Regions from separate parts of the Homo sapiens genome. Here region 1 is linked to region 2. A link is an interaction called in ENCODE POLR2A ChIA-PET data of the cell type or tissue named here. Cell type or tissue: A673. All regions are shown on one strand. Links, peaks and the distances in the headings refer to the core of each region. The heading gives the core; the rest is flanking DNA.

Region 1 (15,807 bases), core at 3,480-11,479, 150 kb before region 2:
ATAACATTAATTTTCTAATTACTTCTAGAAATACAATTGATTTTTGTATATTGACCTTGTATCCTCCAAATAGTACGGTTTTAACAAGATTATTGGATCATTCACATACACACATCTGAAGAGAGGTAAATATAAAGTGATTGGGGGATTAAGGAGCAAGAACTCACAGTATATAGAAGAAATTACTAAAAGAGCTGCAAGGAAGAGGTGGGATTTGAAGGATATATAGGATATGTTATAAAGAAAAGCTGCAGCATGAACAAAGCACAGAAGGAGGCCTAATCAAGGGCTGAGAAGTTCAATTTGAATTAAAGGTCAGTTTTGAGCAGAAGATTTCAGAAAACCGAAGTCGCTACACATATATTATGTATATGTATATATAACTGCGATAAGAGAGTCTTCTCAGACCAGGTTAAATCTTTCAAGATAAGTTTTATTTTTCTTTCATAAAGTGCTCACAATTCGAATTAACTTTTTTTAAGCCTATATCTGTAATGTTTATCTTCCACAAGAGACTGAAAATTCAGTGAGGGCAGAAATCACTCGTTTTCACTTTTTGTTGTGTTTATGGCATTTAAAAATAAATATTCATTGAATTAATTAATAAATGAGGCTGGGCGCAGTGGCTAACACCTGTAATCTCAGCACTTTGGGAGGCTGAGGTGGGTGGATCGCCTGAGGTCGGGAGTTTGAGACCAGCCTGACCAACATGACCCTACTAAAACTACAAAAAACATTAGCTGGGTGTGGTCATGGGCACCTGTAATCCCAGCTACTTGGGAGGCTGAGGCAGGAGAATTGCTTGAACCCAGGAGGTGAAGGTTGCAGTGAGCTGAGATCATACCATTGCGTTCTAGCCTGAGCGACAGAGCAAGACTCCATCTCAAAAAAATAAATAAGTAAATAAACAAAATGAAACTAGGATAAGCAGAAGTATGAATTTAATTTTATGTGCAAATGGGAGTCTTCAAATGTGTTTATTGGCTGGGCATACACCTATAGTCCCCCGACTTGGACGTGCTGGCATACACCTATAGTCCCAGCTACTCGGGAGGCTGAGATGGGAGAATCACTTGAGCCTGGGAGGTTGAGGATGCAGTGAGTCGTGATAGTGTTACTACAGCCCAGCATCCTGGGCAACCAAGGGAGACCCTGTCTCAAAAAAATTACATAAATAAATACATAAATAAATAAAAATAAATAGAAGTATTTGTTTTGGGGGATGATATATGTAGAGTTATGCCTTAGGAAGATTTTTTCTGGCAGCATATGGTGAATAAATTAGAAGAGACCAGGCATAAGGACAGCAGTTAGTAGGCTACTTTAATTGTTTATTTTATTTTGTCTTCCAGCTTTATTAAGGTATAATTGACAAATAAAAATTATATATATTTAAAGTGTACATGTGATGATTTAATATATACTGTAATAGTTTAGACAGGAGGCAAGGTGAAACTGAACCATGGCAGTGACCTAAAAACGGGATGGAAATGGATACAAAAGATTCTGTAGAGGGAAAACCAGTACAACAGAAATCGGAGATGAGAAGAAATAGAGAAATCAGTGACATACCTGACTGACATTTTGGGAGCAGAGAATTAGGAGGAAAATGGTGCCATTCACAGAAATAGGAACCTAACAGGAAGAGCTGCTTTGAGGAGGTAGCTATCAATCTTGAGTGTCGTTTACCTATGCGCTTTGTAGGTGAATCTATTGATCAGGCAATTGGAAATGTAGTTCTGGATCTCAGAACTGAGTAGTGGTTTAGAGACACTGATGTGAGAATCATGCCCCTAAAGGGGACATTTAGTTCTAGGATACTGATGAGGTTAGTGAGAGAGAGAGAAAGAGAGAGAGAGACAGAGAGAGAGAGAGAGAGAGAGGTAGACAACACAGTGGAGAATCCCAAAGAGACAGATTTGGGGGCATAAGCTTTAGGAGGCAGAAGGATACCAACAAAGGATATGGATTAGTAAAGTTTTCCAGAGTTGGGAGCAGACTCTAGAGAGCGTAAAGGAAAGGAAAAGACAGCGCTCTGAAAGTGAAAAGGTTGGCATCTAGAGTGCCAGAACTAGGTCTCCACTCCAATGACATTCCTGACAATGTCCCCTAACATCACACTACATCCTGTTCTTTGTAACATTCTTCAGAAAAATAGATTTGTTCTCAGGCCTATATTCTGTTTTCACTCATGTCATTCTTGTCTGTTTTGCTAGGAAACCTGTGGAAACACTCATTTTGGATGCTGCCGGCTCTTGTCAGTGACTTCGAAAGAGAAAAGACTCTGAATCTGATCATCATTAGAGGGTGGTGGTGGTTAAAATAATATAGGTTAATAAATATTTTTAGGAGCTTTCTCTTTCTATTAGAGCAGCAGATACAACTAACAAGTACATCAACTTTTCCTCGCCAATTCTTTAAGTAAATTAAACATGCTCTATATTTGTTTAGGTTTAAACTTGATTAAGACATATATGTATTTTCTTTCTTCATCTAATTAGTGATTTACTGTTATTATCTGAAAGTCATACAAGACTATTTAAAGGTGAGTAACATTTTATGAGTGCACTATATAGTACTATAAGGCCTGGAACAGCATGTCTTTTGTTCCAAGACTGTCAAATATGCATCCTGAAAGGCAAAAGTGTGCAATGAGGGGTGCAGAGAATTCTGACTTTCTGATTTCCTTTTTTTTTTAACCTTAAGAAAAAAGAAAGACATTGGAGATAGTTAAGCTGATGGACTTAGTTTCTGCCTTAAATAAGGAACTAATATGGGACAATCATGTGTGCTATTGTCATTTTCAAAAACTAGAACAAATAAACAGACAAACAAACAAGAAGATAACGGTTCTACCCACGGAATCCATTGTTAGCATCTGTGAGAAGAATATTGAGTCTGCTTATTTCTGTAATGGGCATTTCTACGTAGGAAGAACTGACCCCATCATAAGCAAGTGTCATTGAAATACTTTCTATTAGTCTAGAGAAGCTCGCAAGTTCATTTAGTTCAGAGAAGAGTTGCAATTATTGTCCTGAAAGAGCTAGTGTGTAGACCTCGAAAAGAGGGTAGCCACTTTAAGGGCAAGAGATCTCTTTATAATGCAGTCAATAAAGGCAAATACATGTTCTAAAATGTAAGCTTAGTTGTCTCACTACTGCCCCAAGCATAATTCTAATACCAAAGTTTTTTTTTAAAATATATTTTAATTTTTTAAAAAATACAGCTGGGTCTCACTATGTTGTCCAGGCTGGTCTTGCACTCCCGGGCTCAAGTGGTCCTCCTCCCACCTTGGCCTCCCAAAGTGCTGGGACTATAGGCATAAGCCACCACATCCAGCAAACACCGAAGTTTTGAGTAGGTTGATTCTTCTTTGAGAGCCTCTGTTCTGTGCGTATATTAACACCTTTTTCTAGGTTTAAAATTTATTTTTATAGGGGCCAGGCATGGTGGCTCACACCTGTAATTGCAGTGCTTTGGAGGGTCAAGGCAGGAGGATTTGCTTGACGCCAGGAGTTTGAGATCAGCTTGGGCAACATAGCAAGACTCTGTCCCTACAAAAAATAAAAACTAGTGTAGCCAGGCATGGGGGTTTGCTCCTATAGGCCTAGCTACTCAGGAGGCTGAGGTGAAAGGATTCCTTGAAGTTCAAGGCTGCAGTGAGCTATGATTGCATCATTGCATTCCAGTCTGGGTGACAGAGGGAGACTCTGTCTCTAAAAAATAATAATAATAATTAATAAAAATAAAAATTTATTTTATAAATAGATGCCTTTTTTTTTCAAAAGAAAACAAGGACAATTTTAAGAGCATTTCCATGGATATTCCCTTTTCCCTTGCCAAAAAGTAATGAGACAAGCCTACAGGCTCAGTTCCATTTTGGTCAAATTGCAAATATGTGACATTTTAGGAATCTTGGGCTGTTTTATTCTTCACACCCATTTAATCACAGTTTGCTGACTGGGGTTTGATGGAATAAAGTAGTTCTGTAGATTCACTGCAGTTCTGTTTCTGGGATTTTGTAGCAACTATGGTTTCAGAGGAGAATGGAAAAAATAAACACACTTAGCAACTCAAAGGCCAGCTGACTTAAAACTGGCTTGGACATTCTGGACTCATCACCATGACTTTTTCAATTTTTTTTTTTGTTCTACATTGTAAACAGACTAGTGTGGATTCTTCTTTTGTATATTTATATTTAAGGAAGGACCAGGTTGGAAAATTCCTCTTGTGGTATACATTTATATAACTTTTAAAAACAAAATAAGGCCAGGCACGGTGGCTCACGCCTGTAATCCCAGCACTTTGGGAGGATGAGGCAGGTGGGTCACTTGAGGTCACGAGTTTGAGACCAGTCTGGTGGTGAAACCCCGTCTCTACTAATAATATAAAAAAATTAGCCGGACGTGGTGGCATGCACCTGTAGTTCCAGCTACTCGGGAGGCTGAGGCATGAAAATCGCTTGAAACCGGGAAGCGGAGGTTGCAGTGAGCCGAGATCGCGCCACTGCACTCTAGCCTGCGTGACGGAGAGAGACTCTGTCTCGGCAAAACAAAACAACAACAAGAAAAAGAAGTCACAGTTTTCATATGTATTAAAACTGAAAGCAAAGACTTGAAAGAAATGTATTTATTGACTAATGACACCATTTCCTTCCCATTTAGGGGAAAATGGATAACAATATCCTTCACCTTAAGAAAGATTCTCTAGTCTAGAGTGCCAACGAGCTTTAGAAAACATTAATTTAGACCCAGAGACCTGGGGTATGTATGGTGGCTATTGTATTGACTTACATTGTAGGTATCAGAGGGAGAAATGTGGCACAAAACCCTAACTAGTGAAGGTTAATTTAGTTACCCAAGTTTATGCACAAGCATAGCTGGGAGGTTGCCCATTCACTGTGTCTCTTCCTTGGGTCTCCGCAAAACTCTTGAACTTGAACATCCATTATTATGGTGCATTCAATAATTCCTATGATACTTACCCAAAAATACATATGTTTCCTTTTCTCTTTCTTCCTTTTTCTTTCTTTCTTTTTTTTTCTTTCTTTTTTTTTTTTTTTTTTTTTTTTTGAGACAGAGTCTCACTCTGTTGCCCAGACTGGAGTGCAGTGGCATGACCTGGGCTCACTGCAACCTTCACCTCCCAGCTTCAAGCGACTCTCCTGCCTCAGCCTACTGAGTAGCTAGGATCACAGGCACCCATCACCATGCCCAGCTAATTTTTAGATACATATCTTTTAATATAGTCTACATTAAAACTATTTTAAGGACTTGGGCCATATTGAAACAGAACAGTTAGTTTGGAGGGCCATTGTATGGAGTGGAAAATTTGCTGTTGGGACTATGGAAACAATTCAGGCTACATTCTTGCCTGAGTCCTGAGACATTCAGCACAGCATTTTAACACATCCTTTGACATTGATTTAGAAAAATGGCAAAAATGAAAGGTATGGTGGATATCTTTATGGAGCTCACCAAAATTTATCTTCCATTCTTCTGTTTAAAGCACTCCAACTTGTTTTGGAGGAATCTTTTTGCTAACCCAACGGATAGCAGCCATGAAATTGTAGTCATTACAGTGAAATTGCCCCAGGGGTGAACCTGATTGGCTTAAACCAATCAGAACATCCTATCTCTCTAGCCATAAGGATTACTCAGATATGGATATAATCACATTTGCAACAATGAGGCATAACAATATTATAATGAAACTTCTGGGAAAAAAGTTCCCTCACACTTCTAACAACCCCAAAAGAAAATTCTTCCTCTAGATGGGATGGGAAGGTTTTTACTTCTACAGCTATTGTTGCTACTGTGAATGAAGCTGACCTTAAGACAAAACTGAGACATTGGGAGGAGCAGGGAAGAGAGAATTAGAATGAAGTCACTAGAGCCACACTGTCCAGTAGAAATTTCTGTGTTGCTGGAAATTTTCTATATCTGCACTACCCAATATGGTAACCACTAGCCACATGTGGCTACTGAGCATTGAGTTGTGGCTACTGACAGAGGAATTAAGTTTTTAAGTTAGCTAATGAAAATTTAAATTTATCGAACAGTGAATCACGAGGTGGTGCACATAATACCTATGAATAGATCCATATGTCACCTAAACAAAAATCTGTTGCCAACACACACAAGACATCTGATTTTCAGAAAGAATGGATATATTAGATTTATGTGTTCATTCAAAGCTGTTATGGCAGTTAACTTTTGAGCAAGTGACTAGAAGATCAATATCCACTACTCTTTTTTTTGAGACAGAGTCTTGCTCTTGTCATCCAGGCTGGAGAGCAATGGTGTGAACTCAGCTCACTGCAACCCCCATCTCCCAGATTCAAGCAATTCTTCTGCCTCAGTCTCCCAAACAGCTGGGATTACAGGTGCCTGGCACCGCGTCTGGCTAATTTTTGTATTTTTAGTAGAGATGGGGTTTTGCCATGTTGGCCAGGATGGTCTCCATCTCCTGACCTCGTGATCCACCTGCCTTGGCCTTCCAAAGTGCTAGGATTACAGGCAAGAGCCACTGCGCCCAGACCTCGTGATCCACCCGCCTTGGCCTCCCAAAGTGCTGGGATTACAGGCATGAGCCACCGCGCCCAGCCTACTCTTTTTTACATCTGGCATTTTATAGCTGGGAGGACTTGGGCAAATTATATCAAATCTCTGATACTTCAAAGATTAAATGAGATAATCCATATAAAGGACTCAGCATGGAATCTTGCCTGTAATAAATATTCAATGAATGGTAGCCTGCTGCTACCACTGCTACTTACCACTGACATAATATAAATGACTGTCCACCTTTTAGTACCTAGAAATGCCTATATCTGACAGTAATAGGTCACTGAAACATGAACATATCAAAGTTGGAAGAGAGCTAGAGAGCAAGTAATCCAAGAAGATATCATTGCAGAAGGGTAAATTAACTCTCAGTTGTCAAAATGACCAGGCAATTAGTAGAGCACAGAAGAGACATTACAGCCAAGACCTCCTGGCTCAAAATTACAGCCAAGACCTCCTACTTTTTATTTTTGCTTCAACTTTTCCCAGATTTTTCAAACTGCCTGGCATTCTCTATTCAACTTAGCAAACAGGTTAATACTAGTGACTTAGAGAAAATTCCATTCATCTTCTAGGCAGTTTTACAATAATAAGATAATCTTCTCAAGACCATTTAACCTCACGGTTGACTCTAGTTTCACTCTTCAAGACGTGGTGGGAAGGATTTTGCTGTCAGTGTTATTGAATGCCTGAATCATAGCTGTGTCTAAAAGATTTCAAAAGTTCAAGCACTGTTTTGATCTCATTCTCTATTTCCTTTGAAAAAAATGTTCTTAGCAGGGGAAAAAAAAACCCTTTTTCTTGAGTTTATAGCACTGTATCATAATGGTCAAAGGCAGAATTGGGTAAATTCCTCAATGAGTTATGTATTTTCCTCTTTAGTTCCTTCTCTTGTCCGCAGGCCACCATTTTATAGCTTTCAAACTGGAGCCAACAATACCTAAAGTCTAAGTTCCTACTGATTCAATACTGAACGACTTCATCTTTGAGTCAAGATGGCAGGACACCAGGGCACCTATAATTTATGACTACATAAACAGATACTGTTTGTTCTACATTGACAAATTTTGGAGTTTCAAAGTCATTTCAATCCTTCTTCACATAGCACTGTAGGGATAGACTGGTTGGAATGTAAGTTTTGAAGCTGCATCATCTCATTAAAAATTATTGTTAGACTATAGTCCTATTAGATTATGATCAATACTTTACAACTAGAAAGTCAGAATGAGAAGGTGAGACCCCATTTGAGTTAATTTTGCATTATGTTGCTTCTACATGGATCTGTTTCAAGTATCATTTAAGCCACTGTGTGAAATTGAGTTTGAAATGAGAAATGTCTGATTTATAAAGATCTTTTTACCTTACCATCCATCCTAAGCCATACCAGATGTTCTAAGATACTCACCTCAATTACCACATAAAGGAAGAGGTTCCCATACTTCCACATTCTTTCTAAAAACACATGTTAGCAGTTCATTGTTTCCATGGCTGTAAGAGACATAAGTGTGTTCCTGGCACTTTGGGAGGCGAGGTGGGAGGATTGCTTAAGTCCAAGAGTTTGAAACCAGCCTGGGCAATATGGTGAGACTTCATCTCTAAAAAAATAAATAAATACAATGTGTTCCTAGTGCTTTACATTTCTTCCCTTCTCCTACGATAGGTTAGGGGTACAAACATTTTCTCCAAATCAATGTATGCCTTTTGTTAATGCCAACGGATTGTTTTTCTCAAACATTACTATAAATGGTGATTAGACTTCTAAGATGACCACACAAAAGAAGTATGTCAATTACTTTAGCGGTTATCTCGGCTTTGGATGGCTGGGATGGGAACTAATGATGAATCTCAGAATTATTATTTCTGGGAAATGTCACCCATGCTCCAAAATGCAGACTATGAATCTTAAGAACATAACCCATATGGAAGTTGGGGACTTCTTATACTTCAATCAGGTTTCAAGTCTGGATGGCATTTACTTAAACATTTTCTTAACAATATAATTTGGTGTATGGGCAACAGTGCAAACTCAAATAATAGATTCTAAAAATATAATAATGAATACATTATATGAAAAACTTCAAAATATAAAGCATTAATGCAAATGAAAGACTACCAGACATATTAAGGAAGGCATTCTGATACTGGTAGCCAAAAATATGTCTTCTTGGAGAAATAAATGTTATGGTTGATATATACGTACAAAAGATGCAATGGGTCAATGTTAATCATATCGCCCATTGTACTTTTATACTTTGAAAGCACTGAAAGATCCAGTAGTGAGTCATAACTGTGACTTCCAAACTAGATCAATTTTGAAGGAAACTGATTCCTGAGACTAGCTGATAAATGTCATTTGTAATGGGAAACATTTGCTTTCTGGCTAGTTTAGCGCATTTAGGTAGACAGTAATGAGTTGCAGCTGAAGGGTGGAGATCCTCTAAAAAGAAGTATATTTTTTCTTTGCCAAATATAATGAAAAAAGTATTTCTTCCAAGTATCCCACTATTGATAGTCATTCAAGAAAGATTCTTGCAATGTGACTCTTTCACAGAAAAAGAAAACCCACTGGAAAATCAGAAGAGAGAATTATTACAGCCCAATAAATAGTATGGAGCTGTAAGAAGAATAATCAACATTTATCACTATAGAAACAAAGATACAAATTAAAACAAAGAAGAAATATAGCTTAATGTACAGGAAAATAAATGTATGATAAACCACATATTAGCGTGGACTAGCTTATGTTTTAATTACAAATACATCCCAAATCTCAGGTGCTTAAGACAGCAAAGGCTTATTTTTCATTATGCTACATGTTTAGCATGGGTTTGCAAGAATGCTTTGCTCTGTTATTTTCTTAATCAACATGGGACATGGAAGGGAGCAGTAAGGTACCTGTCACTGGCAATGAAATGCCTCCCCCAAGAAGAGTCCACACATCACCTTCAGTTTCATTTCATTCGCCAAAGCAAATCACATGGCAATGAGCAATTTCAGTAGAACAAAGTTCAGTTCTACCATATGCCTAGAAGAAAGCAAATTAGAATATCTGAGAACAGCTGTTTGACACACTTACAAAAGAAAAACTAGTTATAGGCCAAGGACCATTACATGCAAAGAGAGTCTACAGAACTATTAATATCAACCACTGGAAGGTATTTGTTGACAGCAAAAAAAAAATAATTTTCAAATTTACTACTAATCAATACATGAACATGAGGATCTAGAAAACGTATTGCTTAGGTTGAAAAGAAGGACATAAGTCATCATGAGAAATGGTCCTAACATAAATTTCAGGCAAAACTTTATTGGTCTGGCCAGGCAAGGTGGTTCATGCCTGTAATCCCAGCACTTTGGGAGGCGGAGGCGGGTGGATCACCTGAGGTCAGGAGGTCAAGACAAGCCTGACCAAGGAGGCGAAGGTTGCAGCGAGTTGAGATCGCGCCATCGCACTCCAACCTGGACAACAAGAGCAAAACTCTGTCTCAAAAAAAAAAAAAACCAACCAAACAAACAACAAAAAAAACTTTATTGATGACAATATATTTGCTTATGAACTCAGCAAGTCAAGGATGTTTTCTAACCAGTTTTATTAGGAAGCCTGGTCTTTGTTAGTAGACTTCAATCTCTTATTTATTTATTTTTTGAGACAGGGTGTCACTCTGTCACCCAGGCTGGGGTGCAGTGGCACAATCAGAGCTCACTGCAGCCTCAACTTCCCGGGTTCAAGTGGTCTTCCCACCTCAGACTCCCAGGTAGCTGGGACTACAGGTGTGCACCACCATGCCCAACTAAGTTTTGTATTTTTTGTAGAGATATGGGGTCTCACCACGTTGCCCTTGGACTCCTGGGCTCAAGCAATTCACTCTCCTTGGCCTCCCAAAGGGCTAGGATTACAGGTAGAACCACTGAACCTGGCCTTTTATTTTTTTCAAGCCAGGAGAAACTCCTTCCCCCCTACCCAAATAAAATCTTATGTAGCACCACAGATATAAAAACAGAGTAGTAGTAGAGTTACTTAAACTGGGATTGGACTCCACAGTGGTCCTGAGACACTGTAATACCCTGGAATATTCTAGAATATAGTTTTACAAAACACTTGTCAATAGAAGAGTGTTCTTTGATTGTTAAACGATTAGAGCTTTAGTTTTCAAGAATTAAGGGCCAGGTGGTGGCTCATGAATACATAATCCCAGTGATGCAGGAGGCTAAGGTGGGAGGATTGCTTGAGGCTAGGAGTTCGAGATCAGCCTGGGCAATGTTGTAAGTAATTTTTGTCTTTACAAAAATTAAATCATTTTAAAAATTAGCTGCATGTGGTGGCATGCATCTGTAGTCCCCACTACTCAGGAGACTGAGGTGGGAGGATCTCTTGAGCCCAGGAGCTCAAGGCTGCGGTGAGCTATGATTGCACCACTGCACTCCAGCCTGAGCTACAGATTGAAACTCTGTCTCAAAAAAAAAAAAAAAAAAAAGTCAAGAATTAGAAGTGTAATAATGGGGCTCTGTATTCATTTCTATGTTAACCTATTTACTATGTTTTAAAGAAGTAGTACAATATTTATTCTCCAATTTAATTATGTGATTCATGTAATTATATTATTTGTATCTGTCTGTGGTTGTGTTATATAGACCTTAGTAATGTGTGTGTATGTGTGTATGACTGAAAGAAAAGTTTCACAAAATAAAGCCTGCACTTACTACATGCAATAAATTCTGACATACTCTCTTCTTTTCTATGCTATTTTTAAAAAATGCTATTTTCAGTCAATAAAATTATTTCACTATCCAGTGAAGGATCACCACCACAGTTTGAAAAAGCCCAGCCTGAGAGAACTTTCTAGTTGCTAAGCCACAAGGATCTAGCCTGCTAAACATTTCCACTGGTGGTTTGAATTAGGGCATTGATTGCACATTGATCATGTCTGTAGATGACATGAAGCTGGAGGATGTAGCTAATATGACCTTAATAGGCTGCAATAATGGGTCCAAGAAAGCGACTTGAGGTTAAAAAGAACTAAATGTAGAACTCTACACTTGTGTCTAAAAGATGTAAGCCATATATACCAAATAGAGGAAATATTTAAATTTTATTTATTTATTTATTTATTTTTTGAGACAGGGTCATGCCCCGTCACCCAAGCTGAGTGCAATGTCACAATCTTAGCTCACTACAACCTCAGACTCTTGGGCACAAATGATCCTTCCACCTCAGCCTCCTGAGGAGCAGGGTCTACAGGTGCACGCCACCACACCTGGCTAATTTTTAATTTTTCTGTAGAGACAGAATTTCGCTTTGTTGCCCAGGCTGGTCTTGAATTCCTGGCCTCAATCAATCCTCCTGCCTCAGTATTGGGACTGTAGGTATGAGCCACCACATCCAGCTAAAATTTTAGTTTATTTTTGTGGAAGGAGATATGGCATAAAAGTGAAATATATGAAAAATATTTCAGGATTTTAATTTACTATAGGCACAATATAAGTCACCAGGGTTAAGTGTTTGCTAGGTAAAACTGAGATGAAAAGCAATCAGAGTCCTGAGAGCCTTCTCCGAGGCCAGAGCTCACCTGGACCCTTTTTAAAATTAATTAATTTTTTTTTGAGAAAGAATCTTAACTCCGTCACCCAGGCTGGAGTGCAGTGGTGTGACCTTTGCTCACTGCAACCTCCGCCTCCCGGGCACAGGTGATTCTGCTGCCTCAGTCTCCTGAGTAGATGGGATTACAGGCGCTCACCACCAAGCCTGGCTAATTATTTGTATTTTTAGTAGAGACAGGGTTTCACCATGTTAGTCAAGCTGGTCTTGAACTCCTGGGCTCAAGTGATCTGCCCGCCTCAACCTCCCGAAGTGCTGGGATTACAAGCATGAGCCATTGCACGCCCGGCCTCACCTGGAGCCTTTGCCTCTCTCTTTTTCTTTTTATCCCTGGAGCCTTTTGTTTCCTTTTTTTTTTTTTTTTTTTTTCTGAAACATGGTCTTGCTTGTCACCAGGCTGGAGTGCAGTGGTGTCATCATGGCTCACAGCAGCCTTGACTTCCTGGGCTCCAGTGATCCTCCTGCCTCAGCCTCCTGAGTAGCTGACACTACTGGTGCTCACCACCACGCTGGGCTAATTTTTGTATTTTTTTTTTTGCAGAGACGGGGTTTTACTATGTTGCCCTGGCTGGTCTGGAACTCCTGAGCTCAAGCAATCTACCTGCCTCAGCCTCCCAAAGTGCTGGGATTACAGGCATAAACCACTACTCTCAGCCTTCGTTTCTTTCTTGGGACCACATTTTAACCAGGGGGGATATGACAGATGAGAACAAATTCAATAGGGATGGTAGGGAAAAATGACATCACATAAGAATAGTTGAAAGAGCTAAGAATGCAGAACCTGCAAATATCAGACTAAAGAAATAACAATCGTCCGGGCACAGTGGCTCATGCCTGTAATCCCAGCACTTTGGGAGGCCGAGGCGGGCGGATCATGAGGTCAGGAGATTGAGACCATCCTGGCAAACACGGTGAAACCCCGTCTCTACTAAAAATACAAAAAATTAGCCAGGAGTGGTGGTGGGCGCCTGCAGTCCCAGCTACTCTGGAGGCTGAGGCAGGAGAATGGCGTGAACCTGGGAGGTGGAGCTTGCAGTGAGTCTCAGAAAAAAAAAGAGAAATAACAGTCCAGGCAGGGCGCAGTGGCTCATGCCTATAATCCCAGGGCTTTGGGGGGACGAGGCAAGGAGGGTCGCTTGAGGCCAGGTATTCAAGACCAGCCTTGGCAACATGGTGAGACCCTGTCTCTACAAAAAAATTAAATAAATAAATAAATAAATAAAAGAAATAGTGATCTCCAAGTATCGGAAAGTCGAATATGAAATCCCATCAAAGAGGGATTATACCTGTTCCCTCTTCTCCCAGAAGGCAGAACCACTCATTTGTTCATTCCTTCATTCCTTCCTTTATTTATTCATCCAACGAACATCTGTTGAGCACCTACCACATGTCTCTTAGACCAGGTATCTCTTCGTAGTACAGAGTACAAAAGCAACTCTCCCTGCCCCTAAGAATACAATTCAGTAGGAATGAAGGACAGCATCCAGTTTTCTGAAACTTGTGTTGGTGTCTTTTGTGGCAACACTGTTTCTTTGGGCCCACATGAGCCACTGAGGATGTGTGGCCTTCCATGTGTGATTGTTTTGTTGTCCTGACATATGGTCCGTCTGCTTTATCTGGTCATGTCACCATCCAGTGAAAGAAAATCTTTCAGGAGCCCCCGGATACCTTCAGGATAAAATCTAAAATCCAGCCAAGCATGGTGGCTTATGCCTATAATCCCAATGCTTTGGGATGCCAAGACAGGAGGATGGTTTGAGCCCAGGAGTTTGAGACAAGCCTGGGCAACATAGCAAGATTCTGACTCTACAAAAAATTTAAAAATTAGCTGGGCGTGGTGGTGCACTCCTATAGTCCCAGTTACTTGGGAGGCTGAAGCCAGATATCGTGGGGCCAGGAGTTTGAGGCTGCAGTGAGCTATGATGGCACCGCTACACTCCACCCTGGGTGACAGGGCAAGACCCCATCTCTAAAAATAATTTTTTTTTTTGAGATGGAGTCTTGCCCTGTGGCCCAGGCTGGAGTGCAGTGGCACCATCTTGGCTCACTGCAACCTCTGCCTCCCAGGTTCAAGTGATGCTTTCGCCTCAGCCTCTCAAGTGGCTAGGACTACAGGTGTGTGCCACCACGCCCAGATAATTTTTGTATTTTTTAGTAGAGACAGGGTTTCACCTTGTTGGCCAGGCTGGTCTCAAACTTCTGACCTCAGGGGGATCTGCCCGCCTTGGCCTCCCAAAGTGCTGGGATTACAGGCGTGAGCCATCTTGCCCGGCATAAAAATTAAAAAAAAAAAAAAATCAAATGGCTCCCAAGGCTTGTTTTCAAAATCTCTCTTTACTTTTGTCAGTATCTCCTGCCATTCTCCTAATATACACCCCACACTCCTGCCATTAAGAATTAATTTCCATACTCAGTGTGTGCCAAGGTTTCTCTCTACCTTCACAATCCTGCCTGCCCTTCCCCTACTCAGCCCCTGGCTGACTCCTGTTTGTTCACATGACAGCTCCATCACCACCTACACCGAGAGGTCTTCCATGATTCCCATTGGCCATGTTTCATGAGCTCTTCCTCTGGGTGTTCAAGGTACTCCATGAATAGTGACTGTCTGATCCTTATCCTCATTACCAGGCACAGCAGGGGCATGGAGCTGGTCCTCAACAAATGTTTAACTATATCAATGAATGAGGCTGAGCATGGTAGCTGACGTTTGTAATCCCAGTGCTTTGGGAGGCTGAGGTGAGAAGACCTCTTGAGGCCAGAAGTTTGAGACCAGCCTGGGCAACATAGCAAGACTCCATGTCTACAAAAAGAAAAAAGAATGAATGATGCAAAATCACTCCATTCTCACATTGCTATAAAGAGACTGGGTGATTTACCTGAGACTGGGTAATTTATAAAGAAAACAGGTTTAATTGACTCACAGTTCAGGAGCTGTTCAGGAAGCATGGCTGGGGAGGTTTCAGGAAACTTACAGTCATGGTGGAAGGCCATGACCGTAACAGGAGGAAGAGAGAGAAGGGGGAGGTGCTACACACTTTCAAACAACCAGGTATCGTGAGAACTCACTCACTATCACGAGAACAGCAAGGGGTGACTCCGCCCCCATGATCCAGTCACCTCCCACCAGGCCTCTCCTCCAATATTGGAGATTACAATTTGACATAAGATTTGGATGGAAACACAAATCCAAACCATATCACTCTGGAAGTTCAGATTGCACCAAACAGACAGCTATTTATAAAGATTAAGGTGTCATTGACTTTCAACTTTGGATAATGAATCTAAATAAAGGAAATATGAGAGAGATCCTTAGCAACTCCACTTCTTCTAAGCTCAAGACCACTGTTGGCTGGAAATGCTAGGGCTGTTAGTGCTTTCCTAAACCTGCATCATGGAGACATAAAAAGAGGGTATGATGAATTATTGACAGTCATGATCAGACGGTTATCTCCATTTTCTGCTTTGGAAGTCACCCTTGCAACACAGGAGACAACCATCCTTTCTGTCCTGCCAGAAGGCTGGTACCACGCAGTCCGTGTGTCCGGGCATGAAAACCATCAGGCATGAAGGGCAGCACGTTGCCGGTGGGCCGTGCCAACCCAAGGAAACAGTGCCTCCTTTGAGAGACACAAAGAGCCACTGTCT
Region 2 (15,807 bases), core at 3,610-11,609:
CATTTGCTATCTGCTTTCTATTTTGTGAACTAGGGAGAATAAAGCCAACACCCATGTGTACTGAGAGCTCTAATGTAAAAATACGTAAGGTTGAGAAGAAAAACACAGAAGAAAGGTGAGCTTAAGGCCATTTTGTGCCTCACAAAGATGTACTTCTTGGCATCTGGCACACTCTCAGGCAGCAAGGTGAACTTTTTTGCCCTCAGCATCCCATGGGTGTGATATTATCTTAACCTTATACATGCTACGATCTGGTTTGAAGGGCAGAGTTTAAGAGAAGTCAGTGAGATTTATTTTGGAATATATCAAGAAAATAAGGCCTTGAGACCTCTGCTCTGTTTCTTCCAAGGTCTAGGCCATAATAAATGCCTTTTAAAGAACTTTATTAAAACTACAGCTCTAGCCAACTCCTTCTCTGACTAGGTTCATGTCAACAAATGCTTCATCTTTCTCACATTAAAACAAGTAGCTTCTACCTCAGGCCTAGCTAAGATGTAAGAATAATCAAAGTTGTCACTTGCTGGTCACCTGTTTGGATGATACAGTTCTAGGGGCCTTCCATATGCCATCCAATTATTACTCATAAAAAAATCTTCTCATAGGGGTCAAGGGTTGAAAAACTACCTACTGGGTACTATGCTAACTACCTGGGTGATGGGTGCAATCGAACCCTAAACCTCAGCCTCATGCAATATACCCATGTAACAAACCTACACATGCACCCCTTGCATTTAATATGAAAGTTGAAAAAAACAATCTCATGAGACACACATGGCTAGCCTTATTTTATAGAAGAGAACACTAAGATTCAGAAAGGTTCAGTAACTTGGTATCAAAAATTAGCATGTGATATTGGAATTTGCACCAGATGCGTCTTTATTCTAAAGTTTGTGTTTATGGTTTCCATATTCTCTTCATTATGCTTGCCTTTTCAAAGACTCCTGACATTTGGACAGGGAAATGGGTCCTCTAGCTTCCTTTAATGTGCTTCCAAATAAATAACAGCTCCAAAAGGCATAACTGCTTGACTTAAATGGTAAAATCAGAGCTTCTTATGTTCCTTTTCATGACCATTTCTCACATTTGGCTTCCATATCCCTATAGGCAATGTTGGAATTGTGCCCACTCCCTAGGCAAGGGGTCATTTCACTGTTTCACTCCACTTCCCATAACTGGGTGTCCAGAGAGGCTGCTACTGCTGACACATCATCCTTGGCTGAACCTGACTGGTTCTTTGTTCTTAAAGACACTTGAGCCCTTATCAAGGTCAACAACAGTATCCATCTTGCTAACTATGGTGGTCAACATTCAGTCTTCTTACTTGTTCTATTAACTGCATTCAGTGGCTGATTAGCCCTTGCTTCACTCAGCTTCCAGGACATGATTCCCTGGTTGCTCCTCCTCAGACTGCTTTACTAGTTTCTTCTTGTCCTCCCAGCTTCCAAATAGTGGGAAGCTCCAGGTATCAGTCCTTAGAGCTCTTCTCTATCCACCTTCACTCCCTGGATGACCCATTCTTCAGCACGGCTTTAAATCCCTTCTATACATTGACCACGTTTAAACAAACATCTTAATCCTCTGCCTCTCTTCCCTGAACTCCAGACTGGTATATCCAACTGCCTGCTTATCTTGGATGTTTAGGAGGAAAAATATTCCAAAACCACACCCCTGGTTTCCTTTCCAAAGCTCCTCTTTTCACAATCTTCCCCATTTTAGTAAATGGCAACTCAGTTTATACACTTGCTCAGGCCAGAAACCTTACAGCCATGTCAATGTCCACTAATGTAAAATTCATCAGCACGTATGGGTGATGGCTTTGTCTTTACCTATAAGATATATACAGAAATCCAAATACTGCTCACCAGCTCCTCTGTGACCATCCAGGTTCCAGCTATCGTTATCTCTCACTGCAATTACTGCAATATCTTTTCAGCCATCTCCCTGCTCAACCTTTACCCCTTTCATTCTATTCTCAGCACCACACACAGACTTATTCTTTAAAATATAAGTCAGATAATGACATTCTGCTCAAAACCCAGTGAAATCTTCCTACTTACTCAGAGAAAAAGGCTAACTCCATACAGTGGCCTGACAGAATCTACAAGATTTCACCTCTCATTATTTCTCCAAGTCACCTCTGACTAATTTCTTCTCACTCTTCTCTGGCCTCCTTTGCTTTTCTTCAAATGTGTCAAGCACATTGCCACCTAAGGGCCATTGCACTTGCTGCTTCCTCTTCCTGGGACTGACTTCCCCTGTCTGCATGGGGAGCCTTTGTTTCTTTCAAGTCTCTGCTTCAATGGCGCTACTTACACCTTCTCTGACCACTCCCCACAACCCCTCCAGCCTACTCTGTCTCTTTTTCTCCACAGCATTTTCCACTTTTTGGCATATTTCTTCTTTTCTCGTTTTGTTTTATTTTCAATTTCCTGTCTGTTTTACCTAGAATGTAAAATCCTGACATACGAGTGTAACTATTTGGCGAGTGAATGGGCTATGCAATTTAGGGCTTGTTGGAACCCTCAATAACATCACCTCTTTCCCAACAAGGCTATCTCTTCCACCTAAACTTTAGATTTTCCCTTACAGTCCAATTACCATATATGTGTATCTTCTCATTACCCTGTATGTAGATCCTCAGCTCAATGGTGTATTCGAGGATCCAGGCTCTGTCCCCTTCCCCTTTGCCATCCTCAGTAATTAGCTGCATTCATATGCTTGTCTTTTCAATGACCCAAGGAGATTGCCATAGTTCCAGGAGTCACTTAAAGACAAAATAACATTTTGCTAAAGAGAGCGAGATTTCCTCCCATAATCTACTTTTCATCAGGGAAGTAAACCATTCCCTCTGGGAGGACTCTCAGCAGTCTTCCCTTTACTGTGTCAAATGCCCCATTTTTTAACTGCAAGGGAGGCTGGGAAAGCAAGCCGCTGGTGTGAGCAGCCTCTGCAATGGGATGCAGAAAGTGTGGTGGGGGTAGGGATGGTTGTTGGATAGAAAAAGCAAGTGTGTCTGTTGCAGTACACATTTTTTTAACTTCCGAGAAATTTTTCTTCTCCTCTTATTTGTCTTCTCTTATTCTGTTACAGACTCTTGTTCTTACTTTAGAGATACCAAGATTTTATTCTTTCTCCATGGGAATGTTAAACATAATATTTTGATGTTTTCTTCTGTTCTCTGTTCTCGCTCTATTTTCTTGGGGTTCCTTTTTTAGGGTTTTTTAGTTTTATTTTGTTCTGTTTCATCTGGTGTTTCATGCTAGACACTGTGCTCCTTGCTTCTAAGTGAGACACCAAAAGAGCTGATGGGAAAGAGTTATGTGTCCATCAGGGGGCAGAGATTGATGACAGATGGATTTACTAGTGGATTCCCATGGAGACAGATGTCCTTTTCAGTGGGGGAGTCCCAAATGCAATAGATGGAGGTCTTTTCTTTACAACCATTCAGTTTCCTCAAAGAACATTCACTGTCAAACCTCAGTGCCTCATTGGTGGGGGCTACGAGTGGTCACATGCCCGGCTGCTAAGGAAGAGAGCTGATGGTCTCAGAATCTCATATAAAAAGTTTAGCTGGATCTCCCCAGGCCTCTGTTTTACCTGGTGTCCGTGTTTTTGGTACTTTTTTGGTTCATTTTTTTCTGAAAAATTAATCTTCAGTTTCCTGCAATAGTGGTAGAAGGGGATGAGGCTGGGTGGGAGGGGAGGAGAGCTGTCACCTGACTTCCAACAATGGAAGTGGGGTGGAGGACCAGGGAGTCCCAATGATCTTCACAATGACATCATCTCATTGCCTGCTGTCCCTGACATTGCTGGAGCACTAAGTCTCTCAAGGCCTCATTTAACTGGGTTCTTCTTTGGTGTCATTCATTGCAGGCACTTGGGTCCAACTTATCTCCATGCCATTACATTCATGTTCTCTGGACCTGCTGTCTTCTCTCTTGTCCAGTTTGTCATATGAGGTCACTTTTAACTATATCATATCATATCATATCATATTATATATATCCATGTCATTTTAGTGGAGAATGCAAATCAAATATGTGTGGTTAATATCTTTTTTATTTTATTTTATTTTTATTTTAAGAAATGGGGTTTCACATTGTTGCTCAGGCTACAGTACAGTAAGGATTATAGCTCACCGCAGTCTTGAATTCCTGGGCTCATGGGATCCTCCTGCCTCAGCCTCCCAAGGGCTGTGACTACAGATGCATACCACCATGCCTGGCTAATTTTTAGATTTTTGTAGAGACTAGGTCTCACTATGTTGCCCAGGCTGGTCTTGAATTCCTGGGCTCAAGCAATCCTCCCCACTCAGCCTCCCAAAGCTCTAGGGTTACAGGTGTGAGCCACTATGCCTGGTCCAATCTGTCCTTTTTCAATAGACGTTCCAAGACATTAAAGATAATATAACTTCAAATCTGTCAGGGACCTTACAGATCTTGAAATCCAACCTCATCATTTTACAAATGAACAAAGGAAAACCCATAAAAATGAGTTCCTTGCCAAAGTGAACGGTGGTAATGGGGCCCTCCTTCTGGGAAGCAGTGTGGAAAGACTGTGGCCTCCATGCTCTTGAATCAGCCTGTGTAGTTTTACATCTTAGCCCCATTCTCGGCCAGCTCTATCTTAAACTGTCTGTGGATCACTTTCCTTACATGTAAAATGGGGATAATAAATTACTTTACTTATCAGGTTGTGGTGGGCACTAATGAAATAATATTTATAAGGCACTTAAAATAGTACTTTCAATAGTAATCAATCAATATATTATTATTAGTTTAAGTAAATCAAATTCAACTTTTAAAATCCTATACCTGGTACTAATAAACTAGAAAGATATCTTAGGATATATTAGAAATAAGTCTTTCTCTTAAAAATATACTATAAGGCTATAGTAACCAAAACAGCATGGTACAAGTACAAAAACAGACACATAGACCAATGGAACAGAATAGAGATTTCAGAAATAAGACCACACATCTACAACCATCTGATCTTTGACAAACCAGACAAAAACAAGCAATAGGGAAAGGACTCCCTGTTTAATAAATGGTGCTGGGAGAACTGGTTAGCCATGTGCAGAAAATTGAAACTGCACCCCTTCCTTATATCTTATACAAAAATTAACTCCAGATGGATTAAAGACTTAAATGGAAAACCCAAAACTATAAAAACTCTAGGAGAAAATCTAGGCAATACCAGTCAGGACATAGGCATGGGCCAAGATTTCATGACAAAAACATCAAAAGCAATTGCAACAAAAGCACAAATTGACAAATGGGATCTAATTAAACTGAAGAGCTTCCACACAGCAAAAGAAACTATTGTCAGAGTGAACAGACAACTTATAGATGGGAGAAAATTTTTGCAATCTATGCATCTGACAAAGGGCTAATATCCAGAATCTACAAGGGACTTAAACAAATTTACATTAAAAAAAAACCATTAAAAATGGGCAAAGGACATGAACAGACACTTCTCAAAAGAAGACATTTAAGTGGCCAACAAACATGAAAAAAAACTCAACATCACAAATCATTAGAGAAATGCAAATCAAGACCACAATGAGATACCATCTCATGCCAGTCAGAATGGTGATTATCAAAAAGTCAAGAAACGATAGATGCTGGTGAGGCTATGGAGAAATAGGAAAGCTTTTACCCTGTTGGTGGGAATGTAAATTAGTTCAACCATTATGGAAGACAGTGCGGCAATCCCTCAGAGACTTAGAATCAGAAATACCATTTGACCCAGTAATCCCATGGCTGGGTATATACTCAAAGGAATATAATAAATCATTCTATTATAAAGATACATGCACACTTATGTTCACTGAAGCACTATTCACAATAGCAAAGACATGGAATCAACCCAAATGCCCATCAATGATAGACTGGATAAATAAAATGTTATATATATATGTGTATATATATATGAGTGTGTGTGTATATATATATGTGTGTGTATATATATATATACCATGGAATACTATGCAGCCATCAAAAGGAAGGAGATCATGTCCTTTGCAGGAACATAGGTGGAGCTTGAAGCCATTATAGTCAGCAAACTAATGCAGGAACAGAAAACCAAGCACCACATGTTCTCATTTACAAGTGGGAGCTGAACAATGAGAACACATGGACACAAGGAGGGGAACAACACACACTAGGTCCTGTTGGGGATGGAAGATGCGGCGACAGCATCAGGATAAATAGCTAACACATGTGGGGCTTAATACCTAGGTGATGGGTTGATAGATGCAGCAAATCACCATGGCACACATTTACCTATGTAACAAACCTGCACGTCCTGCACATGTATCCTGGAACTTAAAATAAAATTCAATTTTTTTTTCAAAAAAGGAAATAAGTCATTCTAGTAGATGTATTCTGCATAGAGTAGTCTAACAGTACTGCTGATGGAAAAATAACTATCCCTGAAAAAGTCTACAATAATCTATCCATTTGATATATATTTAAATTTATCCATTAAAAGAAACAAACATGGAATTCCATAATGGTTTTCAAAATAAAATATTTCACTAATCTTCTAAAATTACTAACAATTCTGTTACAGGAACACTGCCTCAAAGCATCTAAAATGGTATTCTGTTTTGCAGATCTAAATTGACCTACACTGAAAGTAAGTAGCTTTTGCTTTAAGTATAGGAATAAAACAAGAATATGTCACTTTCATGGTTAAGTATTTCCCTGCCTACAACACAGCGGTTACAAGTGATTAAAAAAAAAACAAAAAAACAAAAAACAAAGGTGTCATTATCACTTCCTGAGTGATCAGGGCTCAGATATCGCTGGAGTAAGGGGTATGTTTAAAAATCATTTTTGTCCTAAGAAATTATCTTAATATGAAGATGAGGGAGAATATCACACATTTTCATTTCTCAGATCTCTTACACACGCCAATGTGAATTTTGGAAGTGTGAGTTGGGGCAGACTTCTGAGCCTGCCTTCTAGCTATCTTTCCTAATTAGAGGAGGATCCACACCCCAAAACAACACACAGAGGTCTATAGGGCACCAAAGCCCCCATCCCGGTCCTTCAACAGGGACTCCTGAGAGCTGCAGAGAGGAAGGAGTCATTCCAGGCCTCGATGATCACATGCTAACCAACACTTCCCACTGCTGTATTAGATTAGCATTTTTAGCAAAAGTACTGCTGACTCATCACCAACTGCTGGCCTTTTCCTTTCCACTCCTGCCTAGTCATTCCTCTCTGTGGCGTGGGCTGTGGGGGCCCTTGACGTACTGTTGTGCCCTTTTCCTCACCAAGAGTCATCCTGTTTTTAATGACATTATTCTCCTATTTGTCAATGTCTGTTTGAGTTCATTTCTGTTCTCTAGGAAAAAAAAAAAAAAAAAGCTAGGCAAACAAAAAAATGTCAAAACTGTCCTCCTCCAAATGAATCCCAAATTAATAAGTAGAAAATTAAATAATTCTTGTCCTTGAAAGCTACAGATTGTAAGCATGTTGAATTACCTGAGTGATTAACAATAATGCTGTGTTTAATAATGGCAAACTCATGCAAGAAAGGAATATACACTATGGGTTAAAACGACAATAAAACCATTAAACTCAAACTTTATTATAGTACAATGAGCATCATAAACAATTGTCAAAGGCATTATTTTTCCATAAATATTTTCCCCAAACCATTTTATTATATATCCAACTGTGTTGCTTTTTCCCACCAAATCCAAATTATTTCCTGGTAACTTTCCTAGACTTTAAAGTTCATGTGTTTTATAAAATACAAATGGAATATGTAATCTCAAAAAGATTTTCCTGGTCTTGATGCTAAATTTTACATTCTATATCAGTTACAAAATGTTGATAAAAATAACCTAACATAAAATAAGGATAATTGTTAATATTTTGCTGCCTGCAATTATTTTCCTGCAGAAAATGAGAAATTATCTGGGCATAATTAATAAAATACATCATTAGATCCTTTTTGGAAAAGATCAGGTATATATCAGTTAAACTGATTACCGCATTGATATGGTTTGGCTCTGTGCGCTTACACAAGTCTCACCTTGAATTGTAATAATCTCCATGTGTCATGGGAGGGACCCTGTGGGAAGTAATTGAATCACAGGGGTGGGGTTTTCCCATGCTGTTCTCATGATAGTGAATAAGTCTCATGAGATCTGATGGTTTTATAAAGGAGAGTTCCCCTGCATATGCCCTCTTGCCTGCCACCATGTAAGATATGATTTTGCCCCTAATTTGCCTTCTGCCATGATTGTGAGGCCTCCCCAGCCATATGGAACTGTGAGTCCATTAAACCTCTTTCCTGGGTCGCTTCCAAGATGGCTGAATAGGAACAGCTCCAGTCTGCAGCTCCCAGCATGATTGATGCAGAAGATGGGTGATTTCTGCATTTCCAACTGAGGTAGCTGGTTCATCTTATTGGGACGGGTTGGACAGTGGGTGCGGCCCATAGGGGGCAAGCCGAAGTGGGGTGGGGCATTGCCTCACCTGGAAGCACAAGGAGTTGGGTGATTTCCCTTTCCTAGCCAAGGGAAGCTGTGACAGACTGTACCTGGAGGAACCGTACACTTCTGTCCAAATACTGCACTTTTCCCACAGTCTTAGCAACTGGCAGACAAAGAGATTCCATCCTGTCTGTGCCTGGCTCAGCAGTCCCATGCCCATGGAGCCTTGCTCACTGCTAGCACAGCAGTCGGAAATCAACCTGTGATGCTGTAGCTGGGCAGTGGGAGGGTCGTCCACCATTGCTGAGGCTTCAGTATGTAAACAAAGTGGCTGGGAAGCTCAAACTGGGCAGAGCCCACCACAGCTCAGCAAGGCCTACCGCCTCTCTAGACTCCACCTCTGTGGGCAGGGTATAGCTGAACAAAAGGCAGCAGTCAACTTCTGCAGACTTAAACATCCCCGTCTGATAGCTCTGAAGAGAGCAGTGGTTCTCCCAGCACAGCATTCGAGCTCTGAGAACGGACAGACTGCCTCCTCAATTGGGTCCCTGACCCCCATTTAGCCTGACTGGGAGACACTCCCAAAAGGGGCCGACAGACACCTCATACAGGTGGGTGCCCTTCTGGAATGAAGCTTCCAGAGGAAGGATCAGGCAGCAATATTTGCTGTTCTGCAGCCTCCGCTGGTGATACCCAGGTAAACGGGGTCTGGAGTGGACCTCCAGCAAACTAAACAGACCCGCAGCTGAGGGGCCTGTTAGAAGGAAAACTAGCAAACAGAAAGGAATAGCAACAACATCAACAAAAAGGACATCCACACCAAAACCCCATCTGTAGGTCACCAACATCAAAGACCAAAGGTAGATAAAACCACAAAGACGGGGAGAAACCAGAGCAGAAAAGCTGAAAATTCCAAAAACCAGAGTTCTTCTTCTCCTCCAAAGGATCGCAGCTCCTCACCAGCAATGGAACAAAACTGGACAGAGAATGAGTTTGAGGAGTTGACAGAAGTAGGTTTCAGAAGGTCGGTAATAACAAACTTCTCTGAGCTAAAGGAACATGTTCTAACTCATCGCAAGGAAGCTAAAAACCTTGAAAAAAGGTTAGATAAATGGCTAACTAGAATAAACAGTGTAGAGAAGAACTTAAATGACCTGATGGAGCTGAAAACCACAGTACGAGAACTTCGTGACGCATGCACAAGCTTCAATAGCTGATTCGATCAAGTAGAAGAAACGATATCAGTGATTGAAGATCAAATTAATGAAATAAAGTGAGAAGACAAGATTAGAGAAAAAAGAGTGAAAAGAAACGAACACAGTCTCCAAGAAATATAGGACTATGTGAAAAGACCAAATCTATGTTTGATTGGTGTACCTGAAAGTGATGGGGAGAATGAAACCAAGTTAGAAAACACTCTTCAGGATATTACCCAGGAGAACTTCCCCAACCTAGCAAGGCAGGCCAACATTCAAATTCAGGAAATACAGAGAACACCACAAAGATACTCCTCGAGAAGAGCAACCCCAAGACACATAATTGTCAGATTCATCAAGGTTGAAATGAAGGAAAAAATGTTAAGGGCAGCCAGAGAGAAAGGTTGGGTTACCCACAAAGGGAAGCCCATCAGACTAACAGCAACAAAAGCCAAAATAGACAAATGGGATCTAATTAAACTAAAGAGCTTCTGCACAGCAAAAGAAACTATCATCAGAGTGAACAGACAACCTACAGAATGGGAGAAAAATTTTGCAATCTACCCATCTGACAAAGGGCTAATATCCAGAATCTACAAAGAACTTAAACAAATTTACAAGAAAAAACAACCCCATCAAAAAGTGGGCAAAAGACATGAACAGACACTTCTCAAAAGAAGACATTTATGCAGCCAACAGACACATGAAAAAAAAATGCTCATCATCACTGGTCATCAGAGAAATGCAAATCAAAACCACAATGAGATAACATCTCACTCCAGTTAGAATGGCTATCATTAAAAAGTCAGGAAACAACAGATGCTGGAGAGGATATGGAGAAATAGGAACACTTTTACATTGTTGGTGGGAGTGTAAATTAGTTCAACTATTGTGGAAGACAGTGTGGTGATTCCTCAAGGATCTAGAACTAGAAATACCTTTGACCCAGGGATCCCATTACTGGGTATATACCCAAAGGATTATAAATCATGCTACTATAAAGACACATGCACACATATGTTTATTGTGGCACTCTTCACAATAGCAAAGACTTGGAACCAACTCAAATGTCCATCAATGATAGACTGGATTAAGAAAATGTGGCACATATACACTATGGAATACTATGCAGCCATAAAAAAGGATGAGTTCATGTCCTTTGCAGGGACATGGATGAGGCTGGAAACCATCATTTTTAGCAAACTATCACAAGGACAGAAAACCAAACACTGCATGTTCTCACTCATAGGTGGGAGTTGAACAATGAGAACACATGGACACAGGGCGGGGAACATCACACATTGAGGCCTGTGGAGGGGGTGTCGGGGGCTGGCGGAGGGATAGCATTAGGAGAAATAACTAATGTAAATGTCGAGTCAATGGGTGCAGCAAACCAACATGGCACATGTATACCTATGTAACAAACCTGCACATTGTGCACATGTACCCTAGAACTTAAAATATAATTAAAAAAATAAATAAACCTCTTTCCTTTATAAATTACCCAGTTTCAGTTATGTATTTATTAGCAGCATGAGAACAGATTAATACAAGCATATTTTTTGTATATATACATAGCATGCTTAAGTTTCATGGGACCAGCAAGCTTTCAAATGATAAACGGAGGAAATGCAGACAACGTGAAATACAACTGAAATCTTCAGGCATCTGTTGTGATTAATACTAATAACACATACACTTTCTTGTGGGTCTGACCCTTCCTAGTTTCCAGCTTCCTCCCTCCTAACTGTTAAGTCACTTGCTCCCTATCCTATCCCCACTTCATCTACTGGCTCGACCTCATCAAATCGCTAGGAAGAAATCCGACCTTAGGTGGGGTTGGAACTCTGTGGAACTGCTAGGCAGCCAACTGGAGTCTGATGCCCAGCAACTGAATGTTATGCCTCTCACAATGGTTTTGGTCTTTCTGCTCTGTTCCCAAGTTCCAGTATCCACTGTGTGCTCTGGATTTGTCCCTTGTCCTGTGCCCACGTCTCTTCCTGGGAACTTGCCCAGTACTCCTGCAGAACTAGAGGGCTTTCTTCTCCTGCCAGTCCACCTCCTAGGGACTGGAGTCCTTTTCCTCTTCCACAGATCCAGGAGACAGACATGGTGTTAAAGGACCTAGTTTGGATGTCACTTCTAGCTGTGTGTTCTTGGGAACCCAGCTAACCCCTCTGGCCTCCATGCTCTTACCTGTGAAACTTTATAAGGATCTTGCAAGGGCTTAATAAGCTAATAGATATAAAGCACTTAGGACAATAGTTGGCCCTAAGTACTCAGTGAATATTATGTTTTATTAGCAGTGGTACCAACATACACAAGTGGGCTGATACTGGCTACCTAATACTTGGAGTTCTGAAGGCTGTGATCTTTCATCCATCTTTTTTTGAGACGGAGTCTCATTCTGTTACCCTGGTTGGAGTGCAGTGGCACAATCTCAGCTCACTGCAACCTTCCCAGCCTCCTGAGTAGCTGGGACTACAGGCGCCCGCCACCATACCTGGCTAATTTTTGTATTTTCAGTAGAGCTGGCATTTCACCATGTTGCCCAGGCTGGTCTCGAACTCCGGAGCTGAAGTGATCTGCCTGTCTCGGCCTCCCAAAGTGCCGGGATTACAGGCATGAGCCACTGCGTCCGGCCATTTCATCCATCTTTCAACTACTTATGACCCCTGCTGCACTGGACTTCAACTCACATCTGTAGCAGAGTGAGTCCATTCCCCGAGATGTCTGCTCCAGGGCCGGGTCCTGTTCCTGGTCCTGGATTCAACCCCAGCCTGTTGCAGTCAGCTAAGTTGAGCACAGCTCTGTCCCCAGAGTGATCTCTCAACACTGGATTGATACTATAATTTAATAATTCCTTCTGCATCATTCTCTTATTTTCCCTCTCAGTGTTTGCTTTTCACAAGGAAAAACAAACTCTAATGAGAATCTCTCTAGAGGAATAAATTTGAATATGAAGAATGTATGTCAAGAAAATGCATGGATATTTATAAAATAAAAAGGCTGTAAGGAGTGATAACAAAAAATACTGAGATTAACCTTATTACATAAATGGGCTTTGGTTTCACTTTAAAAAAAAATTTCACTTCATAGAATTAACTATCTCAGAGTAAACTTGCCTAGAGCAATGCTAGATGATCTCTTTTTAGGCCAAACTAGATATTTGTTTCATGCCAAGTTTCTTCATCCATGCCCTGCTGAAAGCCCATCATAAATACCTCTTAAAAACCAAAAGTCAAAGAGAAAACAGGACTGTCAATACTCTTTGTTTCAGTACACATAGGAATAAGACAGATGTTTCAGCGTTTCTATCCAGAGGTCACAGAGAAATTATGTTCTGGTTTTCATAAATACTTCTGATTAATTTTTAATGATTTATATGAACTGATTCAAACCACCCAGGCCTATTCCTGATGTACTCTTTAGTTAATAACTCTCCCTTTGAAGTCTGCAAAAATGTTTTGAGGATGTTAAAAAATATTTTAGACACTAACATGGAAAAAATCTGTAGCTTCAAAGGAAATACCCAACTGTTTGCAAAAGAGTATTGAAGTGATATTGCGGGACCCAATTTTTTTTTTTTTTTTTTTGAGACAGAGTCTTGCTCTGTCACCAGGCTGGAGTGCAGTGGCGCAGTCTTGGCTCACTGCAACCTCCACCTCCTGGGTTCAAGAGATTCTCCTGCCTCAGCCTCCCGAGTAGCTGGGACTACAGGTGTACACCACCACGTCCAGCTAATTTTTGTGCTTTTAGTAGAGGTGAGGTTTCACCATGTTGGCCAGAATGGACTCTATCTCTTGACCCTGTGATCTGCCTGCCTCAGCCTCCCAAAGTGCTGGGATCCTACAGGCGTGAGCTATTGCACCCGGCACAGGACCCAAGATTTTTAAATGACCAAAGAGTAAAGACAATGTTTTCTGTTATATTTCAGCTATTTGAACACTTGCAAATAAAATTGCTGAAAAAGATGAGGCGCTACCAATTTTCACTAACTCCAAGTTACACATTTTTTGTTATAATATCTCCCAAATCAAGATGCATCTTACATACAATCCATGTCAAATCATGGCTTAATTTAGAGCATTTTTTCTTTCATAGTGGTACATAAAGTAACAATCTATGATGCCTTTAGATTTAGTGAAATATGGTAAGTTTTAGAATTTTTGTGGTCTCTCATCTTCCCTCTTCTAGTCCTTTATTTTCTTCTATTTTCCTATTTCTTTATTTTTCCTCTCCATTTTTACTTAAAAATATGTATGTGTGTGTGCATGTGCTTACCTATAAACCTACTTTGGACCCATCTGGCACCCCCCCACAACTGAGGAACTCTTCTACTATCTTCAAAGAATTGGAGTCTTTTTTCTTCACCCAAAGCCCAAGGTGAGACTCTGCTAAACACAGATTTCCTGTCTCAGAAAGAAAAGGAGGCTTTCTTTTTCTTTTTTTCTCTTAAGACAGAGTCTCGCTCTGTTGCCCAGGCCGGAGTGCAGTGGCACAATCTCAACTCACTGCAACCTCCACCTCCCGGGTTCAAGTGATTCTATTGCCTCAGCCTCCCAAGTAGCTGGGATTACACGTGCCCACCACCACGCCCAGCTAATTTTTGTATTTTTAGTAGAGATGGGGTTTCACCATGTTGGCCAGGCTGGCCTGGAACTCCTGACCTCAGGTAATTGGCCCATCTCGGCCTCCCAAAGTGCTGGGATTACAGGTGTGAGCCACCGTGCCAAGAAAAAGAAGCTTTCGGCTGAGCGCAGTGGCTCACGCCTGTAATCTCAGCACTTTGGGAGGCCGAGACAGGCAGATCACGAGGTCAGGAGATAGAGACCATCCTGACTAACACGGTGAAACCCTGTCTCTACTAAAAAACTACAAAAAAATTAGCCGGGCGTGGTGGCGGGCGCCTGTAGTCCCAGCTATTCGGGAGGCTGAGGCAGGAGAATGGGGTGAACCCAGGAGGCGGAGCTTGCAGTGAGTCGAGATCGCAGCCACTGCACTCCAGCCTAGGCGACAGAGGCAGACTCCGTCTCAAAAAAAAAAAAAAAGAAAGAAAGAAAGAAAGAAAGGGAGGCTTTCAATTCCAGGCACCCTTGCTACTTGGAAACAGTTCAGCAAAAGTTCACCCTGGTGTAGGGTAAAGACTACTCACTAAAACTAAAGACACTGAACCTGGCTTATCCATTCTGTTCCCATTCCTCACAAGCACAGATAACAAGAGCTGACTGATTTAAACCCTTTGTTCTGAACTGTGGGAATGAGAGAGAAAAAATGTATTTAGCGTTTCTCTTCCCTCAAGGGAGCAGGTTTGTGGCTAACCCTTAGCTCTAATGAGCTTCTTTAATACGAACGCCAGCTTCCCCAGGGGCCCACATCCCCTGTGTGGCAAATCTCTCGGCCCTACTGTGGTTACACTGTGAGTTGTATTTTAGCTCCAAAAAATCTCTTGGTGTTGCCAACATGCAGGAATTATTCATACAAAGCAGGGCACATTCAAACAACATGGGGCAGGATCTAGGGCAACTGTGGCTTGCCTAAAATAACATTCATCCTCAATTTTTAAAGCCTTGAAGTTGTAGTTTGAAGATTGTATTTTGTACAGAGGTTAGCTAACCAAATTGGTGGGAAACAATGAGATCAGAATGTTGCACCTCTGAATTACACTTTATCCTCACATTGGATTGCATATAAATTAATGAGCTTTTAAACCAGGGCAACATTTGAGAGAGAATAAAGGGAAAAAACTTGGCAAATAATGCATCCACATACAAAAAAGCTGTCTAAAAAGTCACTTGCTGGCACCTAACAATACTTCCCTCAAATCCTCCTGTTTTTCCACTCAAAGTCCCTTAGAATAGATATCCCAAAAGGCCTCCCACTTCCACCCTGATAGAGCTTTCTCAAAACACACTAAATCTGATTGCAGTCCTAGCTGTTTGGGAAGTTGAGGCAGGAGGATCATTTGATCCCAGGGAGGTTGAAGTTGCAGTGAGCTATGATCACACAACTGTACTGCAGCCTGGGTGATGGAGCGAGACCCTGCCTCTAAACACATGTACACACACACAAACACACACACACACACACAATCGGGTAGCTCAAGGGACTGCTGAATTATGCCTGTTTCTCTTTGATTCGAGTCTCTATATGCTC

The links. ChIA-PET counts read pairs that join two places held together with the same protein. Peaks named below come from ENCODE experiments on the same cell type or tissue, not always from the same donor. Only the 100,000 strongest peaks of a DNase experiment are listed, where the experiment ranks them.
Region 1: POLR2A ChIA-PET joins it to region 2 with 12 read pairs; 2 of 35 experiments call an interaction of 5 or more read pairs at or near these places.

Annotation. Positions count from the first base shown.
Region 1 is chr10:24,768,491-24,784,297 of GRCh38, forward strand. LOC105376456 (a long non-coding RNA gene) reads right to left here and starts at 9,684. Exons shown (of 3, transcript XR_930757.3): 1 at 9,462-9,684; 2 at 7,972-8,161. In A673, for the core only: no CTCF peak of the experiment used is centred there; no DNase peak of the experiment used is centred there.
Region 2 is chr10:24,914,354-24,930,160 of GRCh38, forward strand. All of the region lies in intron 3 of PRTFDC1 (phosphoribosyl transferase domain containing 1), which reads right to left. Among named protein-coding and RNA genes, the nearest start is that of PRTFDC1, 30 kb to the right of the region's middle. RefSeq lists an enhancer at 7,107-7,251 and a cis regulatory region at 7,174-7,184. In A673, for the core only: no CTCF peak of the experiment used is centred there; a DNase peak (open chromatin) is centred at 7,178; H3K27ac peaks cover 1,045 bases.